Linked DNA regions of Homo sapiens: region 2 is linked to region 1. Evidence: chromatin loops called from intact Hi-C (ENCODE). Cell type or tissue: PC-9. All regions are shown on one strand. Links, peaks and the distances in the headings refer to the core of each region. The heading gives the core; the rest is flanking DNA. Region 1 has its middle 81 kb from the start of FAM136A. Region 2 overlaps TGFA (transforming growth factor alpha).

Region 1 (16,862 bases), core at 4,824-12,823:
GTCACTAGCCACAACTCTAAAGATGCTGGCATAACCTTGCCCAAACTGAAGGTCACTGTGTCCTCTAAGATTCTAACATCCAAATGCCACTACCTCTTGGTCCCTGTAGCCCTAGCTCACCCTCTAGCTGGCTCCTCCTCTGCTGATAGCCTGCTTGCTTCACACCTGAGGCACTGAAGGTAGCCTTTATCTTGTTTTACCTTCCACAGCAACTTTTGAATTGCCCCATTTCACAGATGAGAAAACTGAGCCCCAGAGATATTTGGTAATTTGCCCAATGTTCATGACTAATAACCTCCAGAGAACTTGGGGCCCCCTGACCTCTAATTCAGGTTCCACTCAGCTTCCTGTGTCACAGATCCAAACATCAGAAGAGCCAGCTCCCTAATTTGCACTTTGGATGGCAGTGAATTAAACTTTAAAGACTTGGCAGGTAGTGCTGTTCCTGACTCCCAGGCATTTGGCAGTGGTTGGTATATGTTTCCAGAGATACATTTCTACATGAAGGAAAAAAAGAGGGAACATATTTCTGTTTGACTAATAAACATCCAATCCCAAGGGCTCTACAAAATTTTAAGCCCTCAAATGGCACAGAGACCTGCCCAGTGAAAGACAAGGAAGTATTGAGTCGGGCAGAAACATCTGATTTTATTTGCAAAGGGGCCGTTTGGGATATAAGTGCTGTTAACATGATCCCAGGAGGAGGGAAACAGAATTTTCCAAGGCTCTCCCACAGTCAGTGAACTCTGTCTCTCAGAGGACATGGGGCCTTGGTGTCTGACCAGCCAGAAGCTTAGCCCACAAGTCTTGTGTGTGCACAGGTAGGCACAATAGAATCAGCCCTGGTGGCCTTGAAATGACATTCAACGTTATCAGGAGGAAAAGACTCCAACACATCAGTCTGAAAACAAGATGTCTCAGCCCTCATCACCATTGGAAATGACCTTGTTAATTAAATTGTTTATGTATATTCCATGGGGTCAAGGATGTTGCCTATTCACTGCTGGGTCCCCAGCTCCTAAAAGTGTCTGACATACAGCAGGAGATCAGTAAACATTCTTTGAGTGCACATATTATAGTTTCCATCTTGGACCTTCTTTGTTAGACACCAGCAAGACAAAAGGTACTGTGCTTTCATGGTCCTGGGGTGGGGTAAGCCAGGTCGCCAGCCCTAGTCTGCTGCCCAGGGGTCAGAGGTTATTGCCTGGTATGACCAGGATAGGGGAGGTCAAGGGCATCTATCCTAGTTATACCTTTGTTTATTTGTTTTAAATAACAAGTATTATCATGAATTTCTTTGCCAAAAGGCCCATCTCATTAAACCTACCAAATATCCTCCCTATCCAAAACTTAGTTGTAATTAATAATGATTACTATTGGCTATCATTTACTGATTGATCACCATGTGCTATGTATATATTATCTTATCAAGTTCTTAAAGCATCTCAGATTTGTATTATCCCTATTTTACTGATGAAGAAACTGAGGCTTGTAGAAGCTAAGCAATTTGGTCTAGGTTATACAGCTGTTAAGCAAGGGATACAAGCTGTGGACTTGAACCAAGTCTATTCAAAGCCCCTGACCTTCGCCACTATGCTATACTGCCTCTCACAAGGTCATAAAATTAGTAAATTGCTTGTTTTTTTCTCTTAAGTCAAAATTTCACAAGGAAAACCATCCAGCCCAGATTCTCCTATCAGACTTGGATTATTCAGTTACCTCCTGGAAAGCAGCAAAACTGCCTTTCTGAGCTGACTGGGTCACTGAGGTCATCTCTCCCTGACATGCTATCAGAGTCAGATCAGAACAACTGAAGTGGAGACCAGGCATGGCAGCCTTTACCTGCCACGAATGATATAGATGGTGGCAGCATCACAAAAGGAAATCAACTTGGGCTTTCATTCAACTTGCGGTCTCCCCTCTGTGGGTCTTTCCTACCTTTCACCTGTCTTGGGAAGAAGTAGGCATGGGTGAATTAGTTTACAGAAGTGTGCCAGAGCTCTGGGCACAAGGTGCCACTTCCTTAGGTCATGTGCATCCTCCACCTAGGAAAGACCAAAGCTCACCCAGAATCCCTCCTGATATTTTCAATAATAAAGGTTATGGTGGGTTCCTGGTATCCTCCCAGGAGGTGGTTCTCCCAAGGGTGTTAAAAAATATATATATCAGTTCTCCCTTGTTAAATGTGTGGTTTCCTATAATAGCTTGACATGGGCCATTACTCCATCCAGCACCACTCTATCTTCTTGAACCCTCAACCTCACCAGCTTACCTATTACATTAACTCCCAAGACAATGTCATCTCTATCCTCTTGGAAGGGAATGAGGCCTAGGACTCCATCTGAAGAGGGGTCACAGTTCTGACTGACTCAGGAAGGATGGATGTCTACCAGTCTCCATTTGCTAGAGAAGGGTTCGGTAGGCATCCAAAATTCTACCCTCTCAGAAGAGCCACCCCACACCATTTCCAGTGGCTGCCTCGGGGAAGGCCATGCAATAGTCCTCAGCTTTCCATCAGAGCTGGCAGTCCAAAATCAATCTCTCATCTGTGCCACTGGCAGCGCCCTCCATTGTGGGTGCCAAGAAAGTGGTACTTAAGCTGGGGGGTCAAGCAGAAAGGAAAAGATACATAACTGCAGCTGCACCGTGTCATGACGTCAGGGTCTAGAAACTGAAGAAGGCACGGGAGGGAGAAAGAAAAGGGATGTTTGTTGGGAAACCATCTCACACAGTCCAAATTAAACAGGCTGTTTGCTCAAGTCTACTTTCCATTTCTGCCCCTCTCTCTACTAATTATTACCTCTCCTAAAACCTTTCTCCCTTAACCCAATGTCCCACTTCTAAAAGAGTCTAAGGAATTCTTCCTGATCCTTTAAGAGCCTGAATTGCTGCATAAACTTAGTATCACTGGTCCCATTTTAAAATGCCAAGAACAAAGCAAGGCCCATGTCCTCTCCTTGAAGTCTTTCTTGAAAATTGCAGCCATCTCTGATCTCTCTCCCACCTCACCAGTCTTGAAATTTACTGACTGTATCATCCATTTGAGCACTTGAGCCTCTGTTCAGCCCAACAGAGGCCATGGCTTTTTTGTCTTGACTATTCTCAGACTATTTCATGTAAGTATCTTGTCTTCCTGGGAAAACTGTAAGCTCCCTGGAGTCTAGGACTGGGTCATGTAGTTCTTTAGTATATGACACTGTGTCATATATAGTGTTCTGTATATGGCTCTGAATACACAGGAAATATTTTTTATGAAACTGCAATGAGCTGAACAGAATCAAAGGGAGGCATATGACAAAAGATGAAATCACTGGGCACTCATCAGGAAAATATTTAGTGGCCTCCAATTTCAGGTGAGCAATGTTTAGGATGGGGCCACAGTATAAGCCAGAATAACACATGGGCCAGTACCTGTTGCAATAGGTAAGCTGACAGAGTGCTGTGAGGCTTTGGATTGAGCAGTCTGCACATGCAGAGGGAAGAGGAAGGAAGATCCATACTTTATTTGGACTGAGACTCAACACCAAACCATAGTCCAAGCGAGGCCACCCAAATGGCAATGCTTCCCTAGAACAGGTGCCAAGTTCACCAGATTAGCTGTTGATTTGTCCATTTTAGCACTATTCTACATCTCCATGGTCATCCAGTTTTCAAAGGACACCTGATTTTACCTCAACCACTACCTTTGTTGAAACAAAAAATAACTCATCAACTTACCCAGTCAAACAATATAAGTCAGAGGTAGCCTTGGGAATTTCACTGACAGCTCTAGAATTCCAGGTCTACTCCCTGCGGTTGGAAGTAGGCGTCCTTGTTCTCTCACTGGCACGTTTGAACTCTAAAAGGGCCTTTTTTCTAATGGCCTCCCGTGCAGATGTTAGCAAGAATGAACCTTCGGCCAGGCACAGTGGCTCATGAGTGGGAGAAATCAGCAGCCTGAGAGAGGATGGCACTCACAGAGTGTACAGCGTGAGGCTAGTGTTGGAGTCCCTGGAGGGTTTGTCAGCATTGGGAGGGGCTTCAGAGAGCACCTGCTCCATCGCCTGTGTTACAGGCCAGGAGCCTGAGGCCCTGGGAGACTGGACAACCTCCCAAGGCCACACAGTGTGATCACAGTGTTCCCGCAGCTGGGGCTTTGGGCTCCTAACTCCCAGTCCCCGGTTTTCCCAGTACCTAAGAAAAGAATGCAAAGAATTAAAAAATAAGGTGCAAACTCTGTGGTAAAATTTGATGGGTGAGAAGTACAATATCCTTTGAGAGCTCACAAAGAACAGCAACAGAAAAGTTCCACAGAATAGCTAGAGCGGGTTGCAGAGCTCATCATTGCCAGAAGTATCTATAGTGCCCACCAGACCCAGTGTGTCTTTCCTAGGGATGCTGTCATGAAGCCCACTGGGACTGGGGGGCTTTTTTCTTTGAGACAGGGTCTCACTCTGTCACCCAGACTGGAATGCAGTGGTGATCACGGCTCACTGCAGCCTTGACTTCCCAGACTCCAGCAATCCTCCCACCTCAACCTCCTGAGTAGCTGGGACTACAAGTGTGTGCCACCACACCCAGCCAATATTTGAATTTTTGGTGGAGATGGGGTGTCACCATGTTGCCCAGGCTGGGCTCAAGCAATCCACCCACCTCGGCCTCCCAAAGTGCTGGGATTACAGGCGTGAGCCACCATATCCAGCCAACTAAGGGGCTTAAACAACAGAAATTTATTTCCTCGAAGCTCTGGAAGCTAGAAGTTCAAGACTGAGGTGTCAAAAAGGTTGGTTTCTTCTGAGGCCTCTCTGCCTGGCTTGTAGATGCCTGCCTTTCCCCGTGTCTAGACATGGCCATCCCTCTATGTGCCTCTGAATCCTAATCTTCTCTTCTTACAAGGACACCAGCATATTGGATTAGGACCCACCCTAAAGACCTCGTTTTAACTTACCCTTTTAAAGTCTCCATCTCCAAATACAGTCACATTCTAAGGTACTGGGGGTTAGGACTTCAACATATAAATCTGGGGAAGACACAATTCAGCCGATAGCACCCAATAACATTTCATTCTGAATCTACTAGTGGGGAGTTGTCCAGTTCTTCTCCTCCTCCGACAGGGGATTTGGGCTAGTCTAGTGGGACATTGGCCTAGAAGCTACAGTGGGGCTGGGGCCTCTCAATCCAGCAACCAGAGCAGGATCACAGGGCTCCTTGAAAAGCCATGAGCCAGCCTTCCAGGAGCTTCTGCCCTGAGTCATTCCACATGCCCTCGTCACATCCTTCTCATCAATCTCCGCGGATCTCCACGTGCAAGTACAGAATAAACAGGAGGCTTTCTAAAAGAAATGCAGTTTGGCCTTTGTCCCATTCACGTGGAACAGAACTCCTGGGCTAAAGAGTAGAGGCAAATGTGATGGAGATGAAGATTATGCTGTGGCCCTGGCCTGGTCCCAAATGAGCAGCGCCCTCAGGCCCTGAGGCTGGAGAGACTGCTGCCACCCCAGCTGGCCTAGCCTACCCTGCAGGGGTGAGCTGGTGGGGCAGCGCCCCCCTCCGGCTTCACATTTTCTTCAGATTCTTCGCACATCTGCAGCAGCTTCCTGAAGATAGAAATCGGTTGGTGCCTACCTGTTTGGAAACCCACCAAAGCAAAGAGTAAAACAGCATCCAAATTGGTAGGAAACACTGTTTCAAGTCTGGAAAATACTCTTTTGATTATGTTAAAAAAAAATGACCATAAAGATAGCACAGAAACTGTGTCATTGAGAGCAAAATATGTGTTGATTTAAAAAAAAAAAAGTCCACGGCCTGGGAACTGTGTTATGAATCATGTTCCACTTTTGGAGGAAGAGCCAATTAGAGTACAAAACCTGGCTGGGCATGGTAGCTTACACCTGTAATCCCAACATTTTGGGAGGCCAAGACAGGAGGATCGCTTGAGGCCAGGAGTTTGAGACCAGCCTGGGAAACATAGCAAGACCCCATCTCTAGTTAAAAACCTGAAAAAGCAAACACACAAAAACCATAACCAAGTATGGTGATGCACGCCTGAAGCCCCAGTTACTCAGGAGGCTGCGGTAGGAGGATCTCTTGAGGCCAGGCATGAGGCTGCAGTGAGCTATGATTGAGCCACTGCACTCTAGCCTGGGTGACAGAGCAATACGCCATCTCTTAAAAAAAAAAAAAAAAAGCACAAAACCATTGTGTGCCCCTGTAACAAGGGACTTATGAGAAGGGCAGGTTTGCCCAACTCCTAGGACAACAAACATCAAGCAAACATCAAAAATGCTTCTCTGACCTTGCCCTAGGCTAACTTGATCATTTACAAATGAGCCCTGTCTACCTACACATGTGAAGTTCTCTATGAATGACATGAAACTTTGGTTACTTGCTGTATGTAGGGTCAAAGAGCTTTTGTTCCACGTTTGTCAGAAAGACTCAATGACATAGGACACAAGGCAGAATGCCAAAAACTACCCATGCCTTTTGTATTTTCATACCCTTGGAGTCATGGGTCTTTCCTTAACAAAGCTGGTGGACTAGTCCAGTCACAAAAGATAAACTGACATTATTTAAGGTGCCTTCCCAGCTCAGAGTTTGATGGTTGCTTTACTTCCCATTGACTGTTCAACATTAGCCAATCCCAGGGCTTTTCATGAGCCTGACACCAAGCACTGCCCTTATCAGAAGCATGGCATATTCAGGATAGCAAATGGCTCCCCACGGCTGGTACCTAAGGTGTGTTTTGCTTTGTATAACATAAAATTTTCGTCTCTCCAACTGCACACGAATTCTTTGTTTTCTGTTTTTGAGACAGTTTCTCATTTTGTCACCTAGGGGCTGGAGTGCAGTGGCGCAATCATGGACCACTGCACTCCAGTTTCTGGGCTCAAGCAATCCTCCCACCTCAGCCTCTCAAGTAGCTGGGACCACAGGTGCATACCACCACACTTGGCTAATTTTTTTTATTTTTTTGTAGAGATGGGGTCTCTACAACTGTGTTGCCCAGGCTGGTCTCCAACTCCTGGGCTCAAGCAGTCCTCCTGCCTCAGCCTCCCAAAGTGCTGGGGTTACAGGCATGAGCCACTGCACCCAGCCTGCACATAAATTCTAAATAGGGCCAGTAAGCCAGGCAGGTGCTATGTAGGAATTTTTAAATCTGAAAATCCAAAATCTATGTGTGAAAAACACTGCCTGAATGTACAGAGAGAAAATGTTGTGTTCTTTGTTGATGAAGAAAACCAAATTTTGTGAAATATTTAAAGAGGTTTGTTCTGAGCCAATATGAGTACCCAGGCCCCAGGGAACAGTCTCAAGAGGTCTTGAGAAACTATGGCTGAGAAGATAGGGTTACAGTTTGGTTTTATACATTTTAGAGAAATGGAAGTTACAGGCAAAGACATAAATCAATACATGTTAAGGTATATATTGGTTCGGCCCGGAAAAGCTGGGTATCTCAAAGCAGGGACTTACAGGTCACAGATGGATCCAAAGATTTTCTGATTGGCAGTTGGTTGAAAGAGTTGAACTTTGTCTAAAGACTTGCCAGTAGAAAGAAATGCTTGAGTTAAGCTAAGGGAGGTTGCCACGACCAGGGCTCTTGTTAGGTATATGAAGCCTCATAGGTAGCAGTCTTTGGAGAGAATAGATGGTAAATGTCTCTTTTTGGACCTTAAAAGATGTTTATCCCTCCTAAATTCAGGAAAGCCCTGTCCGCATTAATGGAGATTCTCTACAGATACAAATGTCCTCCCCTAAAAGACAGTTTTGCAGGACCATTTCAAAATATGTCAAAGAAATACATTTTGGGGTAAAATATTTTTATTTCCTTCAGGGTCTGCTGTCTGTCCTGTGATGCTAACCAGAGTCAGGTTGGCATTTGGTGTCTTATTCCCAGAGTCTGTTTTGTTAGTCTTATGATCTGTATTTTAATATTAATGCTGGTCAATTGCGCATAGACTCCAAAGGAAGGGGTATAATGAGGTGGTCCTTCCTTCTTGTATTAGTTCATTTTCACACTGCTATAAAGAACTACCTGAGACGGGGTAATTTATAAAGAAAAGTTTAATGGACTCACTGTTCCATGTGGCTGGGGAGGCCTCAGGAAGCTTACAATCATAGCGGAAGGCAAAAAGGAAGCAAGGCATGTCTTCCATGGCAGCAAGAGACAGAGAACAAGGGGGTAACTGCCACACGCTTTTAAACCATCAGATCCCGTGAGGACTCACTACCACAAGAACAGCATGGGGGAAAATGCCCCATGACCCAATCACCTCCCACCAGCTCCTTCCCCTGACACCTGGGGATTAAAATTCCACGTGAGATTTGGGTGGGGACACAGAGCCAGACCATATCACTTCCCATCATGGCTGGGTGTGATGGTTAATACTGAGTGTCAACTTGATTGAAGGATGTAAAGTATTGATCCTGGGTGTGTCTGTGAGGGTGTTGCCAAAGGAGATTAACATTTGAGTCAATGGCCTGGGGAAGGCAGACCCACCTTTAACCTGGTGGGCTCAATCTAATCAGCTGCCAGCAAATATAAAGCAGGCAGAAAAACGTGAAAAGTGTGAGACTGGCCTAGCCTCCCAGCCTACATCTTTCTCCCATGCTGGATACTTCCTGTCCTCAAACATCGGACTCCAAGTTCTTCAGTTTTAAGACTTGGACTGGCTCTCCTTGCATCTCAAGTTTGCAGACAGCCTATTTTGGGAACTTGTGATCATGTAAGTTAATACTTAATAATATATATATAATATATATATAATCTCATATTCTGTCCCTCTAGGGAACCCTGACTAATACACCAGGAATTCAGTTTTTCAGGTTTCTCTGGGGTCCCCTTGGTCCAGAGGGGATCCATTCAGTTTCAGGTAGGTAGCGAGGGGGTGCTTAGGATTTTATTTTTGGTTTACACCTTATTTGTAAGGATTTAGCAAACATACAACTAAAAGTGAATGAATAAATGATCCTGACAAGTTTGCTCCACACTAGTCCCCATCCTCCATGGAACTAGGAATGCCCATGGGCCCTTCATCTCCTTGAGACTGAGTTCCCAGAGGCTGCTCCACAGGCAACCCAAGGAGTGCAGGAGGTATTTGCCCTGTTTTTTGCATGTAAGATTTATCTGCTAGAAGTCAATGATAATAGTTAATATCCATGTTGGTTTAATTAAAAGAATTAGTTTTTCTCCCATATAATTAAAATGAAACTTGATGTCAGAATACAGAAGCACTCTAGTAATATACATCCAATTAGATATCCAGGAGATTTCATAACAACAGAATGCTAAGAGTTCTGTGGAAAGAGAACAGGGTAGATACTCATTTGCAGTAACATTCCAGTTCTTTTTTCATTCATTAAGGAAAGGCTGCCCACTGGACAAATTCAGGAAGTTATTATTCTAATCAAGATAAAGACCCAGACCTGACACACTTATAATAGCCTTAGGAATGCCCAGGGCAGGATGAACCAACCCAACCTGCTAGGACAACAACTGAGGTAGAGACCCAGGTGTGGGAAAGGTTTAAATGTAACCGCCACAGCCTGGATGAGGACAGGAAGTCCCAATCCTATACTGGAATGGGTGAGAACATTCTACCAGGGCCACACTTCCTGCTGCACCCAGTGTCAGCTCGATCCCCCAGGGCATGCAGATGAGGTCGGCAGCACAGCCCTGCCCTGCCCTTGTGGAGATGACAGCACAGGGAAGAGGAGATTAATGCCGGGGACTATCAGAAAGCAATCCAGACTGCGTGTGAGCAAGTGTTGGGTAGAAACTCTGACCACACACACCAGAAATGCAGAAAAGACAGTGATGAGTGGACGGGATTGCCCAGAGGAGCCTCACCAAGAGGGAAAAACTGAAACTGGGCGTTCAAGGGACAGATAAGGACTTCCTGCAGCAGAGAAGAGAATGGCAAAAGAAAAAAGGAAAAGAGAAAGAGATTTCTTTATAAAATGGAGTCACATCTAAAGAGTTGGTGGGAGTTTTCTATGTCATAGGTTATTATAGAAACTTCATGAGGGCTTAGTATATTCTCTCCCCCAACTTTCTCACTCTCTCTTTCTCACTCTTTCTCAACTGTTGATATGCATTTTGTCCAGTTATGAAACCAGAGGGCATCATTCTATAAATTAGAACTTTCAGGAGAGTAGAGGCAAACCTCTGAGGTCATTCAGAGTCATTTAAACATTGTCATTAGCAAGTAAGGGTGACTCACTACAACCTCTCATAGGCAGGTAGATTGGGTCCAAGAGGGTCGTGATTCATTCTTCCTCACCCCAGAAATCAGTCTCCCTAGCAGGGCAGGAAGTGGCCCCTGCCTTCTCCAGGACAGTTGACCAGGGACTTCCAGTAGGTTTCATGAGCCTGCTCAGCAGCCCTCTCCTGAAGGCCACTAAGACTTACTGTAAAGGGTGCAGCTCAGAAGGGGAGATCCTCATCACCTCTGGAGAATTCAAGAATGAGGCATCAAGCCAGAATTCATTATACCCTTCCCCACCTTCCACAAAACTTCTTTCCCTGAATGTTTCATAGGTTCAAAATGTAAGTCCCAGAAAGTTGACCACATGGATGGGCCTTATAAATGAACTGTTTCAGACATTAAAGAAGGTCTAAATAAATGGAAAAATTCCCTGCTTATGGGTCAGTAGACTTAACACTGATAAGATAGTGAAACTCCCCAAACTGATCTGCAGGTTCAACAAAAACCCTATCAGAATCCCAACTGATTTCTTCGTAGGAATCAATAACGATTGTAAAATTCATATGGAGTTTCAAGGGACCCAGACTAGCCAAAACAGTACTGAAAAATAACAAAGTAGGAGGACTACACTTCCTGATTTCAAAACTTACTACAGAGGTTCCTGGTTACTATAAAGCAATCAAGACAGTGTAATACTAGCACAGGAATAGACATGTCGATTAATGGAGTAAGATTAACAGCCCAGGAAGAAACCCATACATCTATGATCAACTGATTTTCTACGGGGGTACCAAGATTGCTATGTGGGGAAAGAAGAGTCTTTTCAACAAACAGCACTGAGTAGACACAGGCAAAACAATGAAGTTGGATCCTTCCCTCACACCATATGCAAAAATTAATTGGTCATTAGGAAATGTAAATCAAAACTGCAATGACATACCACTTAATACCTATGAGGATGGCTATAATAACTTTTTTTTAAAAAACAGAAGATAAGTATTGATGAGGATGTGGAGGAATTAGAACTCTCATGCATTACTGGTGGGTATGTAAAATAAAGCAGCCACTATAGAAAACAGTTTGGCAGTTCCTTTAAAAGTTAAATATAGAATTACCACATGACCCATCAATTCCACTCCCGTGTGTGTGTGTGTGTGTGTGTGTGTGTGTGTGTAATGTATATATGTGTGTATAAATATGTACAAAGTTTGTATATATATATAATATATATACACACATACATACAAGAGGAATGAGAACATATACCCACATAAAAACTTGTACACGGATATTTATAGCAGCATTATTTATAATATCAAAAAGGTGGAAACAACCCAAATGTCCGTCAATGGATGAATATATCAGCAAATGGCACTATATACATACAATGGAATATTCAGCCATAGAAAAAGCAATGAAGTAACTTGGATGAATCTCTAAAACACTACGCTAACTGAAAGAAACCAGGCACAAAAGGTAACATACTAGAATATTCCTTTTATATAAAATAGCCAGAATAGGCAAATTCATCAAGACAGAAAGCAGACTAGTGGTTAACAGGGGATTTGTGGAGGGGGCTAATAGAGATTATTTCATGGATACAGGTTGTTCTTCTGGGGTGGTGAAAAAGTTTTGAAACTAGAGAGAGGTAGTGGTTCACAACATTATAAATGCACTAAATACCACAGAATTGTACATTTTAAACTGGTTAATAGTGTGTTACATAAATTATACCTCAATTTTAAAATATTAACTCAAAAGGGAGGAAAGATCTAAATGTAAGAGCTAAAGTCTGAAAGTAAGGGCCCGGGGCCAGGAGCCTTGGCTCATGCTTGTAATACCAATGTTTTAAGAGGCCCAGGCAGGAGGGTTGCTTGAGGCCAGCAGTTTGAGATGTTGCCTGGGCAACATAGCGAGACCCTGTCTCTACAAAAGATTTTAAAGCTAGCCAGGCATGGTGGTGCACACCTGTAATCCCAGCTACTGAGGAGGCTGAAGCAGGAGGATCACTTGAGTCCAGGAGTTTGAGGTTACAGTGAGCTATAATCATGCCACTGCAATCATGTTGCTCTGGGCAACAGAGCAAGACCCTGTCTATATTAAAAAACTTATGACTCAATGTAAAAAGACTAATTATCCAATATTAAAATGGGCAAAAAAATCTGAATACCCATTTCTCCAAAGAAGATATGCAAATGGCCAATATGCATATCTATAAATGCTCTAGATCATTAGTCATTAGGGAAATGCAAACAAAAACCTTAACACCACTTCGCACCCACTAGGATGACTATGTTTAAAAAAAAAAAAAAAGTGTTGGCCAGGATGTGGAGAAATTGGAACCCTCATACGGTCAGGCAATTCCTCAAATGATTAAACAGAGTTATTGTATGATCCAGCAACTCCACTACCAGGTATATACCAAGAGAATGAAAACACCCCCTCACAAAAACTTGCACACAAATATTTACAGCAACATTGTATAAGAGAAATGAAAACATATACCCACAAAGAAACTTGAAAACAAATGTTTATAGCAGCATTATTCATTATAGCCAAAAGGTAGAAGCAACCTGAATGTCCACCTGATGAATGGATAAACAAAATGTAGCATATACATACAATGGAATGATAGTCATAAAAAGGTATGAAGTGATGATACATGCTACAACACACATGAACCTTGAAAACATGCTAAGTGAAAGAAACCAGGCACAAAGGCCACATATTATATAATCCCATTCATATGCAAGTCTGGAATAGAGAAATTTACAGAGACATATCAGTGCTTTTTGAAGGCTGGGGTCGGGGGAAAAGATGGGGTGATAGTTAAAGAGTAGGGGGTTTCTTTTGGAGGCAAAGGCTCTAATACTGGCTGTGATGATGGTTGCACAACTCTGCACATACTAAAGCCCAGTGAATTGTATACTTTAAATGGACAAATTGCATGGTATGTTAATTATATCTCAATCAAACTTTTTTAAAAATTAAGGCTCCAGTCTGGGCATGGTGGCTCACACCTATAATCTATGATTCCAACAATGGGAGGCCAAGGTGGGCAGATTGCTTGAGCCCAAGAGTTCGAGACCAACCTGGGAAACATAGCAAAACTTCATCTCTACAAAAAATACAAAAATTATCTGGGCGTAGTGGTACAACACACCTGTAGTCCCAGCTACTTGGGAGGCTGAGGTAGGAGGATTGCTTGAGCCTAGGAGGTCAAGGCTGCAGTGAGCTGTGATCCCTCCACTGCACTCCAGCCTGGGCAACAAGAGCAAGACCCTGTCCCAAATAAAAATAAATTGAGGCTCCATTCCTCCCCTACACGTCTATATACACATGCAAAGCCATGCTGTCTCCAGATCTACACCTGGAACTTTTCAAAACTGGGTTAGTCCATTCCCTGATTTTGGGGAACTGATCTTGAGATTTCTGGGCCCTTCTGACAGTTCGAGGTAATTGGCCGTTTACACACAAGGGCAAAGTAGTATTTGATAATTACTAAAGCCACAGTCCTGAATCACAGGAGTTAGGAGTTTGGGAAAACATCAACCACCCAACAGCCAGGTTTCCATGAAAGGAGGCCTCAGCTTCTGATAATCTCCAGCCCATTCTTAGTACATTCCACTTGTCTCTAGCTTCTCCTTTCCCATTTTGGCAAATTTCCCTCCGTCTCCCGTCTCCCAGCCTAACAGATTCTTGACTCTGAGAAAAAGCAAGCACATGCCCACCACCCCCTTTCCAATCAAGCTCAACTGCCTCCAGCCCCCTGCTCACATGTAAAGCCCAGCTGAACTCTGATCTGAGTTAAAAAGCTTTGTGTGTGCTAACAAGCTGTGGGTTTTTGCCTTTTTTCCACCAGCTCAGATTACCTGGTTTCCAAGTGGGCCAACTCTGGGAGAAACTCTTCCAATCAATGCCTTCAGTTGAGGTCTAAATGTCCATGCCTCTTACTCCAAAGGAATAAGAAACCAGAGGAAAAACACATTGCAACACAGTTATTACATTAGTTCTTTATAGCCAAGGTCTCCAGCTTGGAGGTGGGGTGGGGAGGGGAATGAAAGGTTTTCGTATTTGATGAATAAATGCCTTGTAGTCCCCTTTGGTTTTTCTTTAAAAAACTCCAAACATGTAGCAAATATTCTCTCGGTCCTGCACGTGGCACCCCCTCCTCTGGAAGAGAGGTTGAAAAGTAAAATCCATTTTACAGATACAGAAATGGAGGCAACAAGCCACCTGATAACTTTCTTGACTCCCAAACAAGTTCTAAGGCTACAACTTTCACCATCAAATTTACTTTCCACTTCAAATGTTCCTCTTAGACTCCCACTATCTGCTTTTCCAAGACAAATCCTACTTCTATTCAAATATTCAGACCCTCTTGGTCCATGATGTAGCCACCAAAACATAGCCCCTCCTGATCCTAACTTTGCTGGAACACACAAAATCAAGTCCCTGATCATATTGTATCATATTCTCTAGTTGTTTTCATGTGGAGTGCCCTAGCTGAGTGGTGCCCTTCCAGAGATTATATTTGTTTTATTTTTTTCTTTTCTGTAGAGGGAAAATGACCAGCTTCTTCAAGACATTGGGCCATGACATAAGATAAAATAGCCTAGATTGGTACAGCCATTATAAAAAAAAAAAAAGTATGGAGTTTCCTTAAAACATTAAAAATAGAGCTACGATATGATCTAGCAATCTCACTTCTGAGTATATATCCAAAGGAAATGAAATCAGTATCTTAAAGAGGTATTTGCTCCCCCATGTTCATTGCAGTATTATTCACAATAGGCAAGGCATGGAAACAGCCTAAGTGTGTCAACAGATGAATCGATAAAGAAAATGTGGGCCGGGCGCGGTGGCTCATGCCTGTAATCCCGACACTTTGGGAGGCCGAGGCAGGTGAACCACTTGAGGTCAGGCACTCAAGACCAGCCTGGCCAACATGGCAAAACCCTGTCTCTACTAAAAATACAAAAATTAGCCAAGCGTGGTGGTGTACACCTGTAGTCCCAGCTACTCAGGGAGCTAAGACACGAGAATTGCTTGAACCCGGGAGGTAGAGCTTGCAGTGAGCCGAGATCCACCACTGCACTCCAGCCTGGACGACAGAGGGAGACTCCAGCTTAAAATAAAATTAAATGTGGTATACATGATGAAATATTAGCCATTAAAAAGAAGGCAAGCCAGGTGCAGTGATGAGCACCTATAGTCCTAGCTACTTGGGAGGCGGAGGCAGTAGGGTCACTTGAGCCCAGGAGTTTCAGAACGGCCTGGACAACATAGGGAGACCCTGTCTCTACAAAAATTTTAAAAATTAGCCACATGTGGTAGTGCATGCCTGTGGTCCCAGCTACTTGAGAAGCTGAGGTGGGAGGATCACTTGGGCCTGGGAGATCAAGGCTGCCGTGAGCCATGATCACACCACTGCACTCTAGCCTGGGCGACAGAGCAAGACCCTGTCTCAAGAAGAAATCCTGTTATTTTCCACAAAATGGATGAACCTTGGGGCATTATGCTAAGTGAAATAAGTCTGAGAAAGATGAATACTCCATGATCTTCCTTATGTGTGGAATCCAAGAAAGTTAAGTTCATAGAAACAGAGAGTAGAAGGCTGATTACCAAGGGCTGGAGGTTGGGGGAATGAAGGAGGTGGTAAAAGGATACAAACTTTCAGTTTTAAGATTAGAAAGTTTTGGAGATCTAATGTACAGCATGGTGACTATAGTTAATAATACTATATTGTATACTTAAAATTTGCTAAGAGTGGATATTAAATGTTCTCACCACCACCAAAAAAAAAAAAAAAATGCTAACTATATGAGGTGATGAATGTGTTAACTAACTTGACTGTGGTAATCATTTCACACTATATATGTATATCAAAGCATCACGTTGTGTACCTTAAATATATACAATTTTATTCATCAGGTATAGCTCAATAAAGCTGAAAATTTTTAAATAATAGGCTGGCATGGTGGCTCACACCTGTAATCCCAGCACTTTGGGAAGCCAAGGCAGGAGGATCACTTGAGGCTAGGGGTTTGAGACCAGCCTGGGCTGACCTCATAGCATAGCAAGACCTCGTGTCTATAAAAAAATTAAAAAATTAGCCTGGCATAGTGCTGTGTGCCTGTAGTCTCAGCTACTCAGGAGGCTGAGGTAAGAGGGTCCCTTGAGCCTACGGGTTTGAGGCTACAGTAAGCTATGATCATGCCATTGCACTCTAGCCTGGGCGACTGAGTGAGACAGTCTCAAAAAGTACCAGTTCACATGTATTATTTAGGAGATGTACAGTCTGTGGAGTATCAGGCTGACTTACAGCTTTAGGTAAACATTAAACACTCAAATGTAAATTTGGGCTCAGGAGTGAGATATAGAATGGAAATGTGGGTTCAAGAGCCAACCCTTTAGTTGAAGCCACAGGTATGGATGATATGGATGGAGAGAGAGTAGTATCTGGAGGAGTCTAAAGATGGGGAGAGGGTTAATAAGATAGAGGAGACATGAACTATTGGTTATTCTTACCACTCCTACATTTGCAACCTGTCTTCACATCTCTTCCTTCCAAGAAGAATTAGCAAGGGCCAGGGCTGCAAAGAGCACAACATCAGTAATTGACTTTGGTGCCAATGCAGGCTGCAGCTGTGTCTGTAAACAATACAGTTCAGGATT
Region 2 (8,000 bases), core at 1-8,000, 140 kb before region 1:
GTATGACTGGACAATCCAGAGTGCAGAGTAAAGTCATCCAACTTCACAGTGCTGTAACTGTCATCAGCTGGTAATAGAATACTTTTTTAGAGTAGCTTTAGATTTACAGAAAAATTGAGCAGAAAGCACAGAGAGCTTTACCCCACTGCATAGTTTCACCTGTTATTAACATCCTGCATTGGTGTGATATGTTTGTTACAATTGATGAGTCAATTTTGGTACATTATTAACTAAAGTTAATATTAGTTAACTAAAGTTAGATATAAACTAAAGTCCCTCGTTTACATTAGGGCTCACTCTTGTAGTTGTACATTCTATGTGTTTGGACAGATTTATAATGACACATACCCACCATTATAGTATTGTACAGAGTCATTTCACTGACCTAAAAATTGCCTGTGCTACACCTGTTCATCCCTTTCTCCCCTCTCCCAAGCCCCTGGCAACTACTGATCTTTTTACAATCTCTACAGTTTTGCCTTTTTCAGACTGTCATATAGTTAGAATCATACAATATACAGCCTTTTCAGACTGGCGTCTTTCATGCAGTAATATGTATTTAAGCTTTCTCTATGTGACTTGATGCTTATTTATTTTCATTGCTGTATAATATCCCATTGTATGAATGTACCACAATTTGTTTATCCATTTACCTACTGAAGAATATTTTGGTTGCTTCCAAGTTTTCACAGTTATGATTAAAGCTACTGTAAGCATCTATATGCAGATTTTTCTTTGAAGATAAGTTTTCAACTAATTTGGGTAAATACCAAGGAGCACTATTGCTGGATTGTATAAGGGTGTGTTTGATTTTGTAAGAAACTGAAAAACTGTCTTCTAAAGTGTCTGGACCACTTTATCAATTGGTTTTGACTCCTGAACCACTTTCATTTAGATGAGTCTAATTTTTCCAGAAAATACTTCAGAAATACACTAACTGTTAGTAACCTGAAACCCTTTTCTCACTGCACTCTTACATGGGACTTAAAGGTGAAATGCTGCCACCTTCATTCTTCTTTCTGTAGTCTTCCTGCTGGTCTCTGTTCTTGCTAGAACTAAACCATCCTAGCAGAAAACTTCCTCTTTTCCCTCTCCCTCCTTTTTGCTTCTCATCACCACCCTTTCCCCAGCAAAAGTTAAAGGGGAAAATGGACTAGAGCAGGGTTGGTAGGGGAGATCCCACTCCCATTTTCCCATAGCAGAGCTATTGCATTTTCTCCGGGATTTTTGTTTTCCTTTAAAATGTCTTAAATTGACACTGCTAAAAGATACATGATGCTCTCTGCCCCACAGCTCTGGGGTTGGCATGCCTTGTTCCTTACTGGTTTGTCTCGAGTCAATAAATGAGATTCTGCCCATACAACTAAGTGCATTTGGGGCATTAACTGAACAGCTTTGCTACACGTGGCTGGTAAGAACATGTATTGACCTGAGGGAGATACATTAGGGGCCTTAAAATCTGGCAGTGGACCAAAAGAAAGTCAAATGCATCATCCCCGTGTGTTTCTTCCCTCTTGGGGCTTCCGAGTCTCATTGGAACCCCACCACTATAAAACACCTGGAGTGGGTTTTGTGACTTGTCAGTCTTGTTACTTTATAAATAGGCTTCATGTTGTGTAACCTGAATGCTTTGGGTTAATACAAAGAGACAGACAAGACAGGCACAGGCTGATGACCTGGAGAATAGAGGGAAGAGCTGACAGGAAAAAGCATTCCAGGTAAATGGGGCAGGTTGGATCACCATGGTCCTTCTGTGACCATTTTCAAGGCTCTAATGAGTGGCCCTGTCTGCTCATGTGACTACAAGCTTGTTGCATTTCCCCTGAGTTTTGGGTACATCTGCCCATATACAGTTGGAAACTAAATGACCTGCAGTTGAAGAGACTTTCTCTGTTGGGGCCCAGAATTTCTCAACAGAGTGCACTGTCAATATGTTAAGCAAGACAAGGTTCTGTGCATTACAGAAATCAGAAACTTAGCATCCGCGGCCCCACCATTAAGTACCAGTAGTGCCCCCTAGTCCTTGTGACAGTCAGAAAGCACCTCCCACCACAGGTTCTCAGATGCTCCCTAAGGGGCATCTGCTACCAGCAGTAAGAACCCCTGGGCTAGCGGGTGGTCTGGTCAAGGTCTCCCAGTGAAAGGGAGTAAATCTGAGTACCACCCCGTCCACTCCTCCTCTTCAGCACCTGGAGCCTGCACTTGTTGCCCAGGCCTTTCTCCCCTACTAGCCTCTTCTCCCTCCTCCTGCCCCTTGCTTCTGGGGCCCAAGGAGGAGAACTTAGAGATTCTGCCAGTTTGCAGTGTGATGTGGGTTGAGAAATGTGGAGCTGCAAGAAGTAAGTGTATTTACCCCTTAACTCTTGAAAACCTGTAGTTCTGGGGATTTGTTTCCTTCTTGATTGAACTTGCTTCTTAATCAGCCACCCTTATCAACTCAAGTGAGCATGCCTAAGGGGTGTCCTGTGGCCAGCCCCCAAGGTGGACAGTGGGGATTAGCAATGGGGCAGCATTGTCCCCTTCCCCCATCCCCTACTTCCAGGCTGATGCTGCATTGATCTGAGATTCTGCCAAGTCACACTGGTATTTGTATTGGCCCAAACCCAAAGCCTCACAATGCCTTCTGCAGGGTGGTTCCGGGGTGTCCAGGGTGTTGTGCACCAGGGTGCAGGGATGAGTTTGTCATCACCAAGCTATTCACATGGAGGAAATGGGACAGAGTTCAAGGATTGCTTGTTTTTACCTCCTCCCTGCTCATACCCTACTTTCAAGCCACTTGTGTGAATGATGCCCACACATGGCTTTGACTGAGCTGAGGGGATGGGCTTGGTTTGATTTCAGCCACCAAGAGTCTAACTTTGCTGGCCCGAGGTGCACACCAGCAGAACCACTGCTCACCTGGGCCCAGAGGATGGTAATTCTGAGACATCACAGGCCAGGGAAGTTGAGATGGGGCCAATGGGCCTTCACGGATAGGGAGGGACTTATAACCTCCCCATGGATCCTTCCAGAGGTGGTGTTTGGTTCCTGTACTTCTTGTCAGCCAGGTGCCCTCTGCTCAGCTGGTTCACAATGCAAAGGGCCCAGGGCCCTGTGGATAGCTATAGCATCTGCCACTTTATCCCCAGCTTTGTCCCTAGCCCACTGCCGCCATCCCCTTCTTCCTCCCTCCTGGACTCTGGGAAAATCAAGTGTAACCCTTTCCAGAGACACCTCAAGGCCTCGTGTCACAGTGCCAGTCAGCTGGAACAGGTTTTCAGAGTGCCTCAGCTTGGCACGGCTTCTCTGCAACCTCAGAACTCGGCCCTGGTAGAGCCTGTTGGTGATTCAGCAGCTGGGGAACTCCAGCCAGCCCGAGAGGGCTCGGCGATACTCGCCCTGTTGCCTTGAAATTCCAGGAATTTGGATGGGGGCCCTCAGCCAGCCAGTGCGTGAGCAGGCCTGGGGAAGAGGAAGGTTGACTCAGTACCCAGCCCCTGGTCTAAGTCTTTGATAAGGCTTAAACTCTTCGGAAGAGACAATTGCTTCCTCCTGGCACAAAAGGGTGTGGCATAGATCTGCACAGGTGAGAGCAAGCACAGGGCCTTCCTCACCTCTAGCCAGATGCGTGCTGCATCCTGGTTAACACTGTTGGATAAAGATGTTTTACCTATCTGCTATTTGCTTTGCTTTATGAGAGAGGGTTCTCTCGGACCACCAGATCAGTGGGCAGCCTTATTCTATAAGGCTTTGAAGTGGGTAACATGTTGGGGAGAATACAGGAAGATGTCTGTGTGGCAGTGTGAGTTGTTGCATCACAGTGGCCGGGCCTTAGAAACAAAAGTGTCTCAACAGGAAGCAACTGGCTCCTCCTCCAAGGGTCTCTGTGCCTTTTTTATTTAGTTGTTTATTTTTTGCATGCTTCTCCAGATGTCAGGAAAAGCATTTCACCTCCTTTTGCAGCTATGTTACTTCTCTGTTAACATAGCTGCAAAGGGTTATGTAACAACTAGGTTACTTCTGTGGTGTCAGTTCTGGGCACTTGTTAGTGGCATTGACTCTAAAGAGTTCAAAGCAGTTTGCCAATATTCTCATTTGTCTCTTGAAGTAGGGAAAGATAGTAACCAGCTCTCCTAAATCAGTAATGGTGGGAAATGAGGTCTGGGCTGAGAGAAGGAGGGACAGGAGATACTAGTCCATGTGAGTGACCTGATCTTATACCCAGCCCAGTGCTGGTGGGTATTAGGAGGTGCAGGCAGGGAGCTCTGCCTGCCAGAGTGGTCAGGGGGCATCGTGGAGGACTTGGGGATTGAGCTCGACCTGGAAGGCTGGTAGAAATGACGTCAGGCAGTAAGGAGGCTTTTCTACGCAGAAGAGAAGGAGTTAGTGTTTGTAAGAGACCCGGACTAGGTAGAAACATTTGGGTGGAAGAAAGGGCTGTAATAGGGAGCATCAGAGATACAGGAACACCAGTGAGTGTGTTTGCTTCAATCATCTGGATTGTAAACTCCTTGTGGCAAGTCTTGCCTTTGCTTGAAGAGCCCTGGGACACAACATTCACAACGAACGTTCACAATGAGCGTTCACTCCTCTGTCTTAGCCTCCTTGGGATATGGCCAGGCCTCTTTGGGGTCACTGGATGGAAGTCTTTGTGTTCTTATAAAAGTTTCAGGAAAAGCCAACAAAATGAGTTAAGGGTAGGAAAATAAAATATTTCAGGGGTCATCTCATCGGGTGACCAAACAATGCAGGATCCACTTGACAGGCCACTTCAGCAGACTTAAATCCGGGCTTTGGATAAGGATGACAGTTCCTTCATTCCTCATGGATTTTTCAATATTGTAGTGGGAATATTTAATATCATTTAAATAGAAAAACACAGATTTAACTTACCACCCAACTGAACAATGGTACAGCTATTTATAATGGAGTTCAATGGCTTTTGAGAATTGGAAGGATCCTTTCTCATAGGAAGGGACTTTTCATTCATTGCTCTCTGCCCAGCACCTAGACAATGTCCCGCTAATGGTGCAGCAGGTGCTCAGTGAGCACTTGTTGAATGAATGAATGTCAGGATTCAAGTGCTCTGTGCAGCAAACCACCATGGCCCACGTCTACTTAAGTAACAAACCTGCACATCCTGCACGTGTACCCCTGAACTTAAAATAAAAGTTGGCTGTGATCCCAGCACTTTGGGAGGTCGAGGCAGGTGGATCACTTAAGGTCGGGAGTTTAAGACCAGCCTGGCCAACATGGTGAAACCTCGTCTGTACCAAAAATATAAAAAATTAGCCGGGTGTGATGACACACACCTGTATCCCAGCTATTCAGGAGGCTGAGGCAGGAGAATTGCTTGAACCTGGGAGGTGGAGGTTGCAGTGAGCTGAGATCATGCCACTGTACTCCAGCCTGGGCAACAGAGTAAGACTCCATCATAAAAAAGTAAATAAATAAAAAATAAAAGTTGGAAATAAAAATTCAAGTGCTCCTCATCTCCACTGAAATTAGAGTAAGAACCAAGACCTAGAGCTGTAGCGGCAGGGATCTAGACTAGAAGTAAAGGAATTCCCGAGGATCTGCAGGTTTTCCCATTCCCCATCTGTACACCCTCACTACTCACTACCCAGCCCCTAGTCCAAGTCTTTGATGAGACTTTAACTCTGTTTTCAAGCTGGTGACCTCTTAGAGAAATTCAGTTCAACATAAATGTATTAAAATCCTATGTAGGTGCGTTAGGCCAGGTGTAAGGATAGAGATGATTTAGCCACAGCTCCTGACCGCACTAGAGAGGAGAGACAGGTAAGATGTAAAAACTTCTGAACTGCAAGGCAGAATAAAGTAAGGATTCCTCTGAGGAAGAAATGATTATTTCTGACATTTGAGCAAGGCTTTGAGAGGCCAATTTGATTCCCATGGGTAGAGGATGGGATATGCCGACTTGAGAGATCAGCATGATGTGAATGAAAACTGTCAATAGGTTCGGTACGGTGGCCTGCGCCTGTAATCCCAGCACTTTGGGAGGCCAAGGCAGGTGAATCATGAAGTCAGGAGTTCAAGACCAGCCTGGCCAATATGGTGAAACCCCGTCTCTACTAAAACTACAAAAATTAGCCAGGCATGGTGGCGCGTGCCTGTGGTCCCAGCTACTCGGGAGGCGGAGGCAGAAGAATCGCTTGAATTCGGAAGGCAGAGGTTGCAGTGAGCCAAGATCGTGCCACTGCACTCCAGCCTAGGAGACAGAGCGAGACTCAAAAAAAAAAAAAAAAAAAAACAAACAAACAACAACAAAAAAAACTATCAATAGTAGCAGCTACCATTTGTTGCATGTTTATTGTGTGTCACTCAATATACCACATTTTTCTCATGTGTCTCTCGTTTAATCTCTAAACAACCCTGTGCAAGAGTTGGATATCTTTATCTGCTTTTACAGTGAAGGAAACTGAGGCTCAGGCAACTAAACTAAAGTCAGCAGCCATAAGAAGTTGGGTGAGGATCCTAGTAGCATGAACCCAAGGCACCAAGTTGGGAGTGCCAATTTTTGTGCAGGGAAAAGGGGCAGTGCTGGGCAGCTGGGGTCAGAGGACCTGACAGGAGGGAATGGGTGGAGTTTAGGTGGAAACGAGGTCTAGGATCAGGTTATGCATGCTAAATCTCTACTCAGGACTTGGGGCTGGGTTCTGTCTCTGCGCTGGGTTCTGTGAGTGGTACAGAGCCCATGGAGAGCTTAGAGGATAGGAGTGATTTCATTCAGCAAGGTCAGTCTAGTAGTAGGAGCAAAGATTTTTTTTTTTAAGCTGTTGGCAAGAAAACCAGTCTAACAACTATTTTGATAGCACAGGGAGAGATGATAGGGCCTGAATTGGGGCAGTAACAGCAGGGATGCAGGGGGATGGATAGGATGGACGGTGTGGAGGCTGGGTGTGTAGGAGGGCTTGGCTTGGATACTGGGTGAAGGAGAGGGAAGGGCTGACAATGACTGCCTAGTTATCAGTCCCGCCCAGAACCAAGGAAGAGGTGGAAGACATGAGTTCAATTTTGAACACATGATCTGGGGTACAGGCCTTGTGGAGAGTGGTGGAGGTTGGAGATAGTGTTTGGGCATGGAAGCAGGGGAAGCATCTATGGGAATATAGGGTCGGTCCGGTGCCTTGGTGGGCTGTAGTGATAACTTCAACAGCCTACACTTGTCTGCCTTTGTTGAAGTAGGGAGGATTCCATTTTTCTCGGGTAGTTGCTGTCCCACGTGACTTGAACATTTTAAGGGAAAGTCAAAGGTCTCAGATTTCTCTTTTTTTACTTAATTTGCTCACAGTATGTAGGTGCTAAATAAATATTTGATTAGTTAACATAAGTAAATAACAATTTTTTTTTTTTGGAGTGGGAGTCTCGCTCTGTCACCCAGGCTGGAGTGCAGTGGCACAATCTTGGCTCCCTGCAATCTCCGCCTCCCAGGTTCAAACAATTCTCCTCCTCTGCCTCCCAAGTAGCTGGTATTACAGATGCCCACCACCACACCCAGCTGATTTTTGTATTTTTAGTGGAGTCCGGGTTTCACAATTTTGACTATTTAAACCCTCAAAAGGCGTAAAAGGCATGCTATTTCAAGATCAGTCCATGGAACATCAGTAGCCTGCAGCTGGGCGACCCCGGGGCCTCAAGTAAAACCCTTCGTTGAAGTTCCCTTAGTGATTTCCAAAGGGAGGAGGGTCATGACCACCTCCTCATCATCCTGAACTTCCTGGAAGTTATGATGAAACAGGACCAACATGAAGCCCCATCAAGTGCTGTGTTCAGTGGGTGCTCATGGTGACTTATGGACCTCATGTACTCTATTTCATTTTGTTTCACTTAATCCTTGCAAGTCCCATGAAGGGCTGTTATCCTTGTTTTATGGATGAGCACACCAAGCCTTAGCAAGGGTACATAATAGAGCCAAGATCTCACAGTGAAGGAGTGGCAGAGCCAGGATTTGCACCCAGGCCTGATGGCAAAGCCCCTTTCTGCTGTGCTGTGACAGGCTA

What was found. Peaks named below come from ENCODE experiments on the same cell type or tissue, not always from the same donor. Only the 100,000 strongest peaks of a DNase experiment are listed, where the experiment ranks them.
Region 2: a loop joins it to region 1, with 1.9 times the contacts of the local background. A loop is called at or near these places in 2 of 110 quality-filtered maps.

The regions. Positions count from the first base shown.
Region 1 is chr2:70,374,808-70,391,669 of GRCh38, reverse strand. No RefSeq gene overlaps it. Among named protein-coding and RNA genes, the nearest start is that of FAM136A, 81 kb to the right of the region's middle. In PC-9, for the core only: no CTCF peak of the experiment used is centred there; DNase peaks (open chromatin) are centred at 9,549 and 10,239; H3K4me3 peaks cover 1,432 bases; H3K27ac peaks cover 4,187 bases.
Region 2 is chr2:70,519,868-70,527,867 of GRCh38, reverse strand. The region is part of intron 1 of TGFA (transforming growth factor alpha); the gene reads left to right. Among named protein-coding and RNA genes, the nearest start is that of TGFA, 30 kb to the left of the region's middle. RefSeq lists an enhancer at 3,240-3,856. In PC-9, for the core only: no CTCF peak of the experiment used is centred there; DNase peaks (open chromatin) are centred at 2,697, 3,447 and 6,777; H3K4me3 peaks cover 2,525 bases; H3K27ac peaks cover 6,401 bases.